Regions from separate parts of the Homo sapiens genome. Here region 1 is linked to region 2. Evidence: chromatin contacts called from ENCODE Hi-C or POLR2A ChIA-PET data. All regions are on one chromosome and are shown on one strand. Each heading gives the region's core, a stretch centred on a gene start or an enhancer-like site at or near the end of the contact. The rest is flanking DNA. Distances are from core to core; before and after follow the strand shown. Region 1 has its middle 3.3 kb from the start of DNMBP. Region 2 overlaps HPSE2 (heparanase 2 (inactive)).

The links. A loop is a pair of places that touch in the nucleus more often than their neighbours do. ChIA-PET counts read pairs that join two places held with the same protein, here RNA polymerase II (POLR2A). Pooled maps may share reads with other maps.
Region 1: POLR2A ChIA-PET joins it to region 2 with 13 read pairs in BJ. The contact joins two enhancer-like sites. A Hi-C loop is called at or near these places in 1 of 37 single-sample maps with no recorded cell type and 3 of 50 pooled maps. POLR2A ChIA-PET finds 5 or more read pairs at or near these places in 1 of 52 experiments (BJ).

The regions. Positions count from the first base shown.
Region 1 is chr10:100,009,968-100,016,515 of GRCh38, reverse strand. No RefSeq gene overlaps it. Among named protein-coding and RNA genes, the nearest start is that of DNMBP, 3.3 kb to the right of the region's middle. RefSeq lists enhancers at 1,889-2,438, 2,449-2,568 and a silencer at 6,277-6,548. Within about 2 kb of position 2,140, at least 3 of the 41 ENCODE cell types and tissues checked have a DNase peak (open chromatin) inside an H3K27ac peak, as active enhancers do.
Region 2 is chr10:98,456,109-98,463,013 of GRCh38, reverse strand. HPSE2 (heparanase 2 (inactive)) reads left to right here. Exons shown (of 12, transcript NM_021828.5): 12 at 3,275-5,937. The coding sequence ends at 3,440. Among named protein-coding and RNA genes, the nearest start is that of HPS1, 13 kb to the right of the region's middle. RefSeq lists enhancers at 5,573-6,176, 6,735-6,905. Within about 2 kb of position 2,078, at least 9 of the 41 ENCODE cell types and tissues checked have a DNase peak (open chromatin) inside an H3K27ac peak, as active enhancers do.

The sequences.
Region 1 (6,548 bases), core at 891-3,390, 1.6 Mb before region 2:
TAGATAGGAAGAGGAGTCCCTAGGCATCAATATATCAATATATTAAGAACAGCCCTGAAGATAAACATGATACAGTCTTTTCTTCAGAATACAGAAGCTTTCTTATAGGGTCTGTTCTCTTCTAGGAAGAACAAAACAAGACCTGGTCTTACTCTTGCCAACCAGGGTCTATCCCTAAATGAAACCAAATGGCCTCTGTTGTCTTCTAGGAGTTGGCCTTGTCCTAGTTCAAGTCCACCAGACAGATGCCCTCTGTGAAAACTATCCTGACTTGGCCGGGTGTGGTGGCTCCGCCTGTAATCCCAGCACTTTGGGAGGCCGAGGCAAGTGGATCACCTGAGGTGAGGTCAGGAGTTCGAGAACAGCCTGGCCAACGAGGTGAATCCCCATCTCTACTAAAAATAGAAAAATTAAACGGTTGTGGTGGTGGGCGCCTGTAATCCCAGATACTTGGGAGGCTTAGGCAGGAGAATTGCTTGAACTCGGGAGGCGGAGGTTGCAGTGAGCCGAGATCCCGCCATTGCACTCCAGCCTGGGCAACAAGAGTGAAACTCCGTCTCAAAAAAAAAAAGAAAAGAAAACCATGCTGACTTCTCCTTTGCCTGTGAGATCTGATCACCAATCTTCCTCTGTCGATCTCTTTTCAACTTGAATTCTCACCGTTCTGAACCTTGGCCATGAGACTGCCAGGTGCATTGTGTCAACATTTTGATGAATAGTTGTTAGTATTTTCATGTGATGTCTGACATTTTAGGATGCAAACCTATGTCTTCCATGTTCTATCACTAGGTTGTTGGATCACATTTTCTTTTATAATAGAAATAAGCATATATTAACAGTATTTTATCTATACATCCCCTCCTCCCCACCACCCTGGAATTTGGTCCCCTGGCTATTCCAGGATGGACGGTTAGCTGACATAGCATGAGCAAGGCCAGCTTTGATTAGTTTCAGCAGCTCACTACTCTCATCTGCTTGCCATTGCAAACAACAGCTTATGGCTGTGACATGGTGCATTGTGGGGGGAAGCCAGAGGGAGTTGCCTTTGATATGGGGCCAAGTCATGCCAAACTGTTAGTTCATGGTGCAGCCCCTCATAACCGTGATAGTACTTACGGTATATCAAAGGATGACACACCCAAATAGTTTTAATCAATTAGATGAATCAAAATATGAATTGAGCCATTCTGTGTTTTGGTTTATTGAGGATTATTCAAGGGGAAAAACAATGTACTTTTTAGTTTTAATATGACATATACAGATATAATCCTTATTGTTAACAAGGCAGTTCCACACACATTTATCTCGTTTGGTTATTTTCATTTCAGTCCCTTCATTTGGGGATATTTTAATCACGTCTCAATACATCAACTTATCACAAAAATCAATCTCTTTACCATGGCTCACCAAACCAGAAATGACCTACATACTGTTTGTTAGATAGTTATTATTTGGCCGTGTGCGGTGGCTCATGCTTGTAATCCCAGCACTTTGGGAGGCCGAGGAGGGTGGATCACCTGAGGTCAGGAGTTCAAGACCAGTCTGACCAACATGATGCAACCCCATCTCTACTAAAAATACAAAAATTAACCGGTTGTGGTGGCGCATGCCTGTAGTCCCAGCTACTTGGGAGGCTGAGGCAGGAAAATCAGTTGAACCTGGGAGGCAGAGGTTGCAGTGAACCAAGATTGCACGCACTACTGCACTCCGGCCTGGGCGACAGAGCGAGACTGCATCTCAAAAAAAAAAAAAGAAAAAAAAAGATAGTTATTATTATTATTATTAAGAGACAGGGTCTTGCTATGTTGCCCAGGCTGGAGTGCAGTGGCTATTCACAGGCACAATCATAATGTGCTGCAATCTTGAACTTCTGGGCTCAAGTGAGCCTCTCACCTCACCCTCCAAAGTAGCTGGGATTACAGATGCGTGACACTGCACCTGGCCCTGTTTGTTTTCTAATCTGATCTCATAAAACTGCCTCCTTTGTTCACATGGCTTATTTTGTGTTTCCGAAACGTACTAGATGGCTTTCTACTTCAAGATTTTGCACCTGCAGTTTCTCCTGCCTGAAGAGCTCTTTACATGGCTGATTCTTTCTCTCTTTTTTTGAGATGGGGTTTCACTCTGTCACACAGGCTGGAGTGCAGTGGTGCCATCATGGCTCACTGCAGATCGTGGGACTACAGGCTTGAGCCACCATGTCCGGCTTGATTCTTTCTCATTATTCAAGTTTCAGGTAAATGTTACATCCCCAGAGGGGATTTCCCCAACTATCTCTATATTCAGAGAAGGTTCCCATCCCTCACTTTGGCCTTTATCAGCCTAGATTCCTTATCTAAACCACATGACATAGAAGCTGTGTGGAGTGAATTGTCCTCTTAGTTCTTTCAAGGACTGAGTATGACTTGAACTGTTCTGGTTGCTGTTGGGGTCAGGTGAACTTCCTCTTCGCCCTCTGAAGTTTTGCTGAAAAATCAGGTCACAAAAGGCAGATTAATTGGCATATGCATCTGTTTGACAATAGTTTTATGTGACACGGAAGACCAACCCCCCAATGGGGTGCAGAAGCTTATGTACCATCTTGAGGCTACAGAAAAAATGGTGACTTGGATGCTGGCAAAACAGGTTATGGGAGGGTGAAGAAGAGGAATTCTATTGAGGGCAATAAATGATTACTAGGGAGAATTCAATGAACTTGAGGAACTTCCAATGGTCTGGGACAAAGTCTGTTGGGCCTGCAGACCAGACAGTGGTTTGTGACAAAAGTCTGTCCAGGTTTATTGACAGACTTTGGTCTTCTTTCTTGCAATGTGGGTTCAGTTAATTAAAACTCAGGAAAGAGATCAGAGATAATTGTTTTTCTTTGGTAGGTCAGGACTTTGGACAGATAAGGAAACTTCAGAGAATACTATGCTTTGGGAGAGACAGTGAAGAGGGGCAGGTGGGAGGAGGTTGAGAGAGACCTTGAGACTGCTTTTTCAGCTCAACATGTACAAAGCACCCTATTTTAGGGTATTGGTTTCTAAGCCCCAACATTGCATAGGAGAGAAGTTAACTCATTACATACAACAAATGCCTAGGGCACTAGGCTTTAATTCTCTGTGATCTAATCTATCGCATCAGTTGGTTTGTTTCCTTCATAACACTCAACTACACCCCATGATTGTCTGGATTATCATTTGTTTATTTCTTTATTGTCTGTTACCCTACTCTAGAATGTGAGCTCCATGAAGGCAAGGATCTTGTCTGTGTTGGTCAGCCTGAATGCCAAACACCTAGCACAATGCCTGTTACATCACAAATGTACAGTAAGAATTCATTGATAAATGAAAAGTATAAAACCACCTTTGCAAAATTTTAACTGAGGAACTTATGAAGTGAAAGAAAGCAGACCTAACTGACCCCATCTTGCTTCTAACCTTTAAGTTGTCCTCGTTCATTCCTGGGCATAGGCTGAACTAACTTTGGGAAAGAATTCAGTTCATGACTCTGAAACAAAATTGATAATAGCCCTTTGCCAAAAAGACCCCCTTCTTGCCTAGGGACCAGTCTGCCTTTGCAGGACTAACAAATTAGCTACAAGATTAGAAATTACAGTTTAAGGCCGGGAGTGGTGGCTCACACCTGTAATCCCAGAACTTTGGGAGACTGAGGTGGATGGATCACTTGAGGCCAGGAGTTTGAGACCAGCCTGGCCAACAATGTGAAACCTCATCTCTACTAAAAATACAAAAATTAGCTGGACGTGGTGGTGCATGCTTGTAATTTCAGCTACTAGGGAGGCTGAGGCACGAGAATCGCTTCAACTCGGGAGGTGGAGGTTGCAGTGAGCTGAGATTGCACCCCTGCACTCCAGCCTGGGCGGTAGACTAAGACTCCGTCTCAAAAAAAAAAAAAAAAAAAAAAATTACAGTTTAGGGGTCATGCAGCCTCTGACTCCAAGAGCCTGAACCTCCCAAATTGCTCCTGGAATAACATCACTATTTCAAAACCTAAGATCAGTATTTGAGATATTTTGCAGACCCTGCAGTTGATGGATCTGCTGACACCATCCAGACCGGTAATCTGGCTCAACCAGTTCTGCATTGCACCCAGGAGCAGAAAACAGCAAGAAAACCTCATTTTGACCCCCTATGTTTCCATCTCCAACCTGACCAATCAGCACTCCCCACTTCTCAAGACCCCACCAGCCAAATTATCTTTAAAAACTCCACAAGGTCAGGAGATGGAGACAATCCTGGCTAACACGGTGATAGTCCGTTTCTACTACAAAAATACAAAAAAAAAATTAGCCAGGCGTGGTGGCGGGCGCCTGCAGTACCAGCTACTCGGGAGGCTGAGGCAGGAGAATGGCGGGAACCCAGAAGGCGGAGCTTGCAATGAGCCGAGATCACGCCGCTGCACTCAAGCCTGGGAGACGGAGCGAGACTCCGTCTCAAAAAAACAAACAAACAAAAAACTCCGATCCCCAGGCTGGGCGCAGTGGTTCATGCCTGTAATCCCAGTACTTTGGGAGGCCGAGGAGGGTGGATCACCTGAGGTCAGGAGTTCAAGCCCAGCCTGACCAACGTGGCGAAAAAAATAAATAAAACGAAATGCTTGATTTTTCATCTGAATTTCATATGGCATACTTGACTCCAAACAACTTTAGAAAGCTACATCCACAGAAAACAAAATTGTAGGAAACTGAATAATAAGTTATTTTTATTTTGGCTAATAACATTATCCAAAAATAAAGACAATAGATTTGCAATGTTAATTACTTTCTTGAGGAAAGAAAAGTCACTTGTTTTAAAATATTTATTTATTTATTTATTTATTTATTTATTTGAGACGGAGTCTCGCTGTGTCACCACGCTGGAGTGCAGTGGCGCGATCTCAGCTCACTGCAACCTCTACCTCCCGGGTTCAAGCGATTCTCCTGCCTCAGCCTCCCGAGTAGCTGGGACTACAGGCACCCACCACCATGACCAGCTAATTTTTTATTTTTAGTAGAGACAGGGTTTCACCATGTTGACCAGGATGGTCTCGTTCTCTTGACCTCGTGATCCGCCGAAAAGTCACAGTTTTACAGGCAAATGAAGCATTGCTAAGAATTTTAAAGACTCTCCGAACGTTGATATTTTACTACAAAATGTTCTCTTTACAGTGTTAACATGCTTCAAAAAGCAAAGGAAAAAAAAACAGTATGGTGGCTTCTCAAAAAATTAAACACAGAATTACCACATGATCCAGCAATTCTTCTGGATATATACCCAAAAGAATTGAAAGTAGGGACTCAGATATTTGTACACCCATGTTCATTGCAGCATTATTCACCATAGCCTAAAGGTACAAACAACCCAAATGTCCACAGAAAGATGGGATAAACCAAAGATGTTATATACGTACAATTGAGTATTATTCAGCCTTCAAAAGGAAGGATATTCTAACGCATGCTACAACATGGGTGAGCCTTGAAGACATTATGCTAGGTGAAAGAAGCCACTCACAAAAGGACAATATTGTATGATCCCACTTATATGAGGTATCCAGAGTAATCATAGAGACAGAAAGTAGAATGATGGTTACCAGGGGCTGGAGAATGAGGAGTTAGTGTTTAATGGGTACAGTTTCAGTTTGGGAAGATGAAAAAGTTCTGGAGCTGGATGGTGGTGATGGTTGCAGAACAATGTCAATGTACTTAATGCCACTGAACTGTACACTTAAAAAGGATTAAAATGGTAAATTTCATGTGATATATATTTAACCACAAGTTTTTAAAAAGCAAAGGGAAGGAGAAACATATACAGCATGGGATGAGATTTGTGAAATATTTATTTTTGTTGTGCATGCACAGTCATAGACTCGCCGCCTTCTTCAGAATCCTCTAGGTAGATTCCAGAAACGTGAGGCGCAGCAATTCCAGCAACATAGCCAAGCTGTGTAACTTCGTGGTCTTTAAACAAACAACGGGAATACTGCGGGGATTCAGAAACTGAGTCGGAGGAGGAGTTCTGACAGCCCTGCCCAGTTCTTGCTTCTGTCATTTCTTGCTCTCAAATTCTCAAAGATGTCCTGAGAGACTTTCCTCAGAAAAAAATGGGACAGATAGAGGCGAACCCCAGCGAGTATTGTGTGGCATAATAAGGGAAACTGCCTCGGGGTAGCAAAGAGGACAGCATCACACGCAGACAGGAATCGACTTGGACTTCTCTGAATGGAATTTTGACTTTTTTCTAGGTTGGAGGGTGGTGTCGGGAGTGGGGGAACAGCAAGAGTGGAGGAACTTGTCCGCAGCCGGGGCTGCACGTAGGACTGCGTGAGGCCGAGGCCCGACGAGCCGTGTCGGCGCGCTGCGGCGGGGGCGGGCCCCCGTGCCTCAGTTTCCCCGGTGGCCGTTCTGGGAGCGACGCCCCTCTGACGTCGCGAGGCGAGCAGGGCCGGGCCGGCCGCCAGGGGGCGCGAGCGCGGGGCGGGCGCCGGAGAGGTGGGCGCGCGGGCAGCGGAGCTTGGCGCCCCCGGGGCCGCGCGGACCGCGCCGGCAGAGGCGGAAGCCTGAGCGGGAG
Region 2 (6,905 bases), core at 829-3,328:
GTACAGTAATTGGATAAATGGCGGTACCATCACAAAGATAAAAAAAAAAAAAAAGCAGAGATAAGGACAGAGTTTGAGGAGAAGATTTTGAATTTGGACCTAGTGACTTTGAAATTCCTGTGGACAGCCAAGTGGAGATACAGAAGTTCATAGAAAGAATGTAGGTAGGGTAGAGATACAAGCTTAGGGAGCATCAGCTTGTGGATAGTGACCGAAGTCAAGGGTGAGAGCAGCAGCAACCTGGGAGGAGTGCAGAGTGTGGGGACAGAAGAGTCCAGGGACAAAACACTAGGAACCCTAGCATCTGAGAAGCAGGCAGAGGGGAATGGCTCCCTCTCAAAAAAACAAAAACAAAAACGAAAACAAAACGCCATCCAGAAATGGAGGAAAACAGAGAGAAATATCATGGGAGCCAAGGGGAGAGAGGGTTTTGAGAATGGAGACCTGAAAATGTGAGTACCACAGAGCAGTCAGGTATGATAAGGACCAACAAGTGCATCTGTCCACAGTGACATTAAAAACAATAGCAACAACAGGTCAGACACGGTGGCTCATGCCTGTAATCCCAGCATTTTGGGAGGCCAAGGCAGGTGGATCGCTTGAGGTCAGGAGTTCGAGACCAGCCTGGCCAACATGGTGAAACCCCGTCTCTACTAAAAATACGAAAATTAGCCAGGTGTGGTGGCACATGCCTGTAGTCCCAGCTACTCGGGAGGATGAGGCAGGAGAATCATTTGAACCCAGGAGGCAGAGGTTGCAGTGAGCCAAGAATGCACCACTGCACTGCAGCCTGGGCAACAGATCGAGACTCCATCTCAAAAAAATAAATAAATAAAAATAAAAAGAACAACAACAACAAAAACACCATATCTTAAGTATATGGTTCATTATGCTTTCAAAGCACTTTCATATTTCTTATTTCATTTCTTTGGTGCCTATATAACGTTCTTACAGATGCAAAAGCTACAGGGCAGTGAGGTTAGGGGATTTGCCAAAGCCATCTAGCTAGTTAGCAACTTGGCTCCTGGAATTCGAGATTTCAGTAGAGAATCTTCACCATGCTTCCTGGTTCTACTCTTAGCTTTTTAACCAACCAATAAAGAAACCAGAATAGGGCCTGTTCCAGGACAACTACTCCTTATTAGTATAGATTTTTAAAGGTTTGCTAATCACACGTTGTTTTGCACTCCCCAGAACCCAAAGATGTCAATACTGTGGGATCATCTGAATCTAAAAGGGCATTACCTAATTCTTCAGAAGAAAGGTTTGCACCTAATTCTGTATATGGGAGAAACCATTGAAGGTTTTCTAGCAGAGACCTGATATAAATTTGAGTATGCCTTAGAAAGATTAATCGGTATTATTGAACTCGTGTTTGACTGTGCTTATATCTGGGTGATAGATATTCATAGCACCTGAAACAAAATAATGAAAATACACTGTGAAGACCCATCTGGGCTTCTTTTGTAACTGAACCACTCTCCTCACCCTGCCTTCCACTCCAATGAGTAGGCTGTCTTCACTACAGAGGGTCACTTCTCATATTTGGAAGCAAAAGCTCCTTGCATATCTGATGCGGTCAACACTGACCTTCAGATCTCAATTCTCCCACCCCATGCCTTCCAGAGGCAGGCCTCGCTCTCCATATAGAAGCCTCCTACTCACTTATTCACTCAGTCATTCTAGCAAAGGGAGGGGGCCTGCTCCCTCTGGCCTATCAGATCTGGACCTAGCCCAAACTTACCCATGTGGGGCCAGGCCTGGATCTCTTCTCTGCCTAGCTCTCCATTGGGAGCAATTTACAACACACTTATCTCTGGGAATTCACTGCTCTATTGGGCATGGGTCTGATTATCTCTCTCTAAAGCAGTCTATCATTCATAGCACAGAAGGAACACTAAACAAAGACCTCTATATCAATTTATAACATTCTATTCTCTTTACAGCTCAGATGATGTCACGGCAATGTTATCACACTGGAGGTTGGGCAAGGCCCAGAAACAGTCATCACTATGCAATGTTGATTTTCTGAGGGTGACTCACAACCTTATTTCCAGCTGGTGGCCTGTTTCTGGCCTTTTCTGCTGACCCATAAAACTAAGCTTCCACCTGGGTGCATGGCTGTCAGGAACAGCTGGAACATTATCTGGATTCTGGTACCATAGGTCAAGGATAGGTGGCATTTCCCTCTATCCAGCATAAGATGAGCTGTTTCTCTTTTCTAAGTTTGCTATGTATGTAGTCCCCCTTCTCAGGGTGAAAGTGGCTGGCTATACAGAAAGGATAAAAGCAAGATAGATGAATTGTGATCACAAATGCCTACTTTATCACTTACTTTGCTGTTTTGCTAAATGGAAACATCTGTTAATATTAAATATGAAAACTCATTTTTTGTTTTTTTTAGGGACAGAGTTTCTCTGTCACCCAGGATGGAGTATAGTGGTGTAATCTTGGCTCACTGCAGCCTCAACCTCCCAGGCTCAAGTGATCTTCCCACTTCAAACTCCTGAGTAGCCACCATGCCAGGCTAATTTTGCTTTTATATTGTTTGTAGAAATGGGGTCTCGCTATGTTGCTCAGGCTAGTCTCAAACTCCTGGACTCAAGCGATCCTCCCTCTTCAGCCTCCCAAAATGCTGAGATTATAGGCATGAGCCACTGCACCCAGCCAAAACTCATTCTTAAATTAGAAAAAGTAGAGGTGTTACCTATGTCTCTGTCTCCCTTCCGTATAACCTTAGACAAGCAAGGTAATGTCAGTTATCTAATCTGTCAAGTAAATTAATGAGATATGAGTTAAATAGATTTCTGAAGTCATCTTAAGCCCATGTATCATTCCACAGGTAAAAACTCTTTAGGTGGAAAAGTCAAACTGAGCTGATATTGTGATTTTTAAAAAATAGGAATGAAACATTCCAGCTTCTGCATCACAGACTTTTCACTTGTCTAAATGTGTCTATGGAGGTAGACTACCTGGGTTCAAACCCTGGACCTCCAAGCTGTGTGACTTGGGACAAGTCACCTAGCCACTCTAGATAAAATGGGGATAATGATATTAATAGTTACTTACCTCAGGGGAGTGGGGGGGTTGTTGGGATGTTTGAATGAGTTATTAAAGTAAAGCACCTAGGTCAGAATCTAGGGCATAGCCAGTAACAATAAGTGTCAGCTGTGTGTGTGTATCAGACACTGCCAGGCCATCTGGGGCTAGGCTTTGTTGCAGTGGCTCCCTTATAATGCAATAATGAGTCCCATACTGTTTTTCCTCACTGTAGGTCAGTGCAACTGAATGGCCAGCCCTTAGTGATGGTGGACGACGGGACCCTCCCAGAATTGAAGCCCCGCCCCCTTCGGGCCGGCCGGACATTGGTCATCCCTCCAGTCACCATGGGCTTTTATGTGGTCAAGAATGTCAATGCTTTGGCCTGCCGCTACCGATAAGCTATCCTCACACTCACGGCTACCAGTGGGCCTGCTGGGCTGCTTCCACTCCTCCACTCCAGTAGTATCCTCTGTTTTCAGACATCCTAGCAACCAGCCCCTGCTGCCCCATCCTGCTGGAATCAACACAGACTTGCTCTCCAAAGAGACTAAATGTCATAGCGTGATCTTAGCCTAGGTAGGCCACATCCATCCCAAAGGAAAATGTAGACATCACCTGTACCTATATAAGGATAAAGGCATGTGTATAGAGCAGAATGTTTCCCTTCATGTGCACTATGAAAACGAGCTGACAGCACACTCCCAGGAGAAATGTTTCCAGACAACTCCCCATGATCCTGTCACACAGCATTATAACCACAAATCCAAACCTTAGCCTGCTGCTGCTGCTGCCCTCAGAGGAAGATGAGGAAGGAAAAAAACTGGGTGGACCTACAAAAACCCATCCTCTCCCAACTCCTTCTTCTCTGCCTCTTTCTTGCTGCTGCCCTGAGTTTTTTGACACATCTCTTTCCATAGGGGAGTAATGGGTGTGTCAGCCCTGGCCTGCTGGGAGAGCTGTTTGTATGATTTCCCGGCTGATGTATGAGCGTGCGCATCTGGGTTCCTGACAGTGGCATCCATCACTGGCAGTTCTTCTGGGAAGCGGGTGCTTCAAAAGTAAAATTACAATCACACTCCAGATTTGGTAAGAAGGTTCTATTCCTCTGTGAATCCAGATTCCCCCAGAGTTGTAATGGGAGTCAAGTAACAATATTCATTGAGTGGAGAGCAGTTTATTAGGCACAACAAAAAGTAGTCATCATTCTTCATGTTGCTATGAGGGAGAGTTTGAGTACAAAGAGAAAGCATACTGAAACATCAGGTACACACACACACCCCAACTGGACAAAGCAAATTAGACCTCTCCAAAATTAAGAGAATATTAGGGGCTCTATAGGGTAAGCCCTTAATTGTTTGGTTAACTCAAATCATTATTTTTAAAAAAGAAGAAAAAAGTGTGAATCAAGGTCATCACTGGAAGACACAACTGAATCTAACCTTTTTGCCTCTTCCCAAGTAGCCTATTTGAGCTAGAACAAAACTTTGTTAGCCATTTTGGGAGAGAATAGGGAATCTAGAGAATGAAGATCTGGCCAAAACTATGGAATGGTAGGTAGGAAGCTTCTGAGTTGGGCAGGTGTGAAGTGGGGGATGAGGACGTTCTATATGATTCAAGGGGCATGAGGGTCTTTGCCAATGAGCTACAGCTGAAATGACTTTCTTTTCTGTGGATGTGATTTTCTTTCTCAGGATAAATGACAGGAATGATGCTTTTGTTAGAAGGAGGAGAGATTTGACACTGTTCCAAGTGAGACGGTGATACAATTTCTGCTGTTTGTGAAAGGACAGGAATGGGGCGGGGGCAAGGCAGGGTTGCCTAGGGCAGAGACTAGGGAGGCTGCCTAAGACGCACACGGAGTTAAGGATTTGGGCCAAGTCTGCAAAGTGAGAGATGGAAGGGAGATTAGACCAAAGAGGAGGGAGAGAATTCTGAGCTTGGAGAACGGTGGATTTGGGAGAGGGAAGCTGACTACCTAATTCCAGGAAGCGAGGGGACCGGGTTTTGACATGCTTATCATTAAGCACAGGAGGAACAGCATACAGCAGATGTACTACAGCGAGCAAGAAAGGGAGAGCCCGAGGACCAGGCTGCACCAGGTCAGTGGCTGTGCTCAGCATGGAAGCAACTGGAGAGAGAGGGGCAGACCCTGAGACCGCCCTGCAAGGCTGCCCAGAAGGGACCCGTTTCTCTGGGACCAGGCACCTCCCACTGAGGCTTCAGCTCTGAGAGGGCAGGAAAGTGAAGTACCAAGATGGGGGCGGGGCGGGGGGTAGGAAATAAGAGAAAGAAGAAACAGATTGACAGGCCAAAGTGAGGAAAAGAGAGGAAAAGAGAAATGAGACTAAAAGGTCGTTCCCCCAACTGTTAAAAATGTGTGCAGATATCAACGTCTCTTCTACATACTGGTACAGGTGCGACTGCAGGGCCCCCTGATATAACAAGAGTAACCAAAGGTCCCTAAGAGCCTGGCCCTGGGGACCTATGGTTTGCTTTGCGTCCTTAGTAACCCCATGATAAAGGGGTACTACTGTTATCCCCATTTTTCCTACGAGGCATGGAGAGGATCCATGGCTCGCCCAGGGGCACCCGGGGAAATGGGTTGCCGAGCGCGAAATAATCCAGAGCCTGCCCACTCAGCCACAAGGCTCAGCGGCTCCACAGGTCCAGACACCTCCTTCACATCTTTGTAGGTTCTGCTCATTCAGAACAGCCAGAACTCCACTCAAACACACTTTCTGTAAATAAGTGTTGATTTTTTTTTACTAAACCTTGCAGAATATGGGTAATTCCTGCTTCTTTTATCTTTCTCTGTGTATTAAATGCTGCTCTCACGAGATTTAAGTTTTGTTTATTTTTTAGTTAATAAAAGGAAGAGGGAATTACTGAAATTTATCTCTGGAGTCCTGCAGTTCTAACTTTGTAACTGTTTCACAGAAGAAATATGCGCATTGTTCAAAGGATACCAGAAAAACTCACTATAAAATCACATTCCATAGAAACACCTTGGCTTTTTCCCTTGGAGGGGTGGGGGTTGCTTGTCATAGGGATTCCCCTATCACACTCACCCGCAAAAAGACAGCCTGTGGCAAAATGCAGCATCACAATGCACTTCAAGGGAGCAGGTTGCCAGCTGGGAGCAGGGACAAAAGCACAGAAGAGCTGGTCGGGCAGCTGCCCCAGATCAGATATTTCCTTCCTAAAACAAGATGTGGCCATAATAATCTGAGACTTAAAAGCCACTTTATTTTAAACCTAGAATGGGCTGGCAGAAATGCTCATTTGAAAGACTAATAATGTATAATGAAAAGTTTCTGCCTATTGTTGAGCTGGTTTTCTGCTTCTGCCTCTAGGAATGATCTTCTTTCTCATTTCTTATCACAAAGGCTCAGAAGAAATACTCATTGTTATTTGGAGAGAAAGTCCCAATTCTTCTAGTGCCCTGAACAATGCTGCAGCTGTGGGATTATTAGCATTATCTCTGCTGGAGAAAAGTTTGAAAATACCAGAACTGGGCTACAGTGAGACTAAGGCCTGGGGCTCCCAGAAGCTCAATTCCCAAAAGCCTAGTGGCCCTCTGCAGCCTGACCCTTCCCCAGCAGGCGGGCGGTCCCTAGGCAGGTGGGCTCAAAGCCTTGCACTCTCCAGCAGGGCAGAGGTTGCTGGTGGATGCTGCCTGAAGAGGCTCCCACCTGCTGTCAGCACTGGGAGTCTCTGTGGCCCCCTGGCAGTGAGGACTCGTGTGCTAACCACTTAGCCTCTGGTGGTCATGGCGAGGCCCAGCATCTGCAGGTGTGCTCCACAGGCACTCAAGGCCCCAGTGTCTGGGATGGATGCAGCTGCAGGATTCACCTTGGAAATCC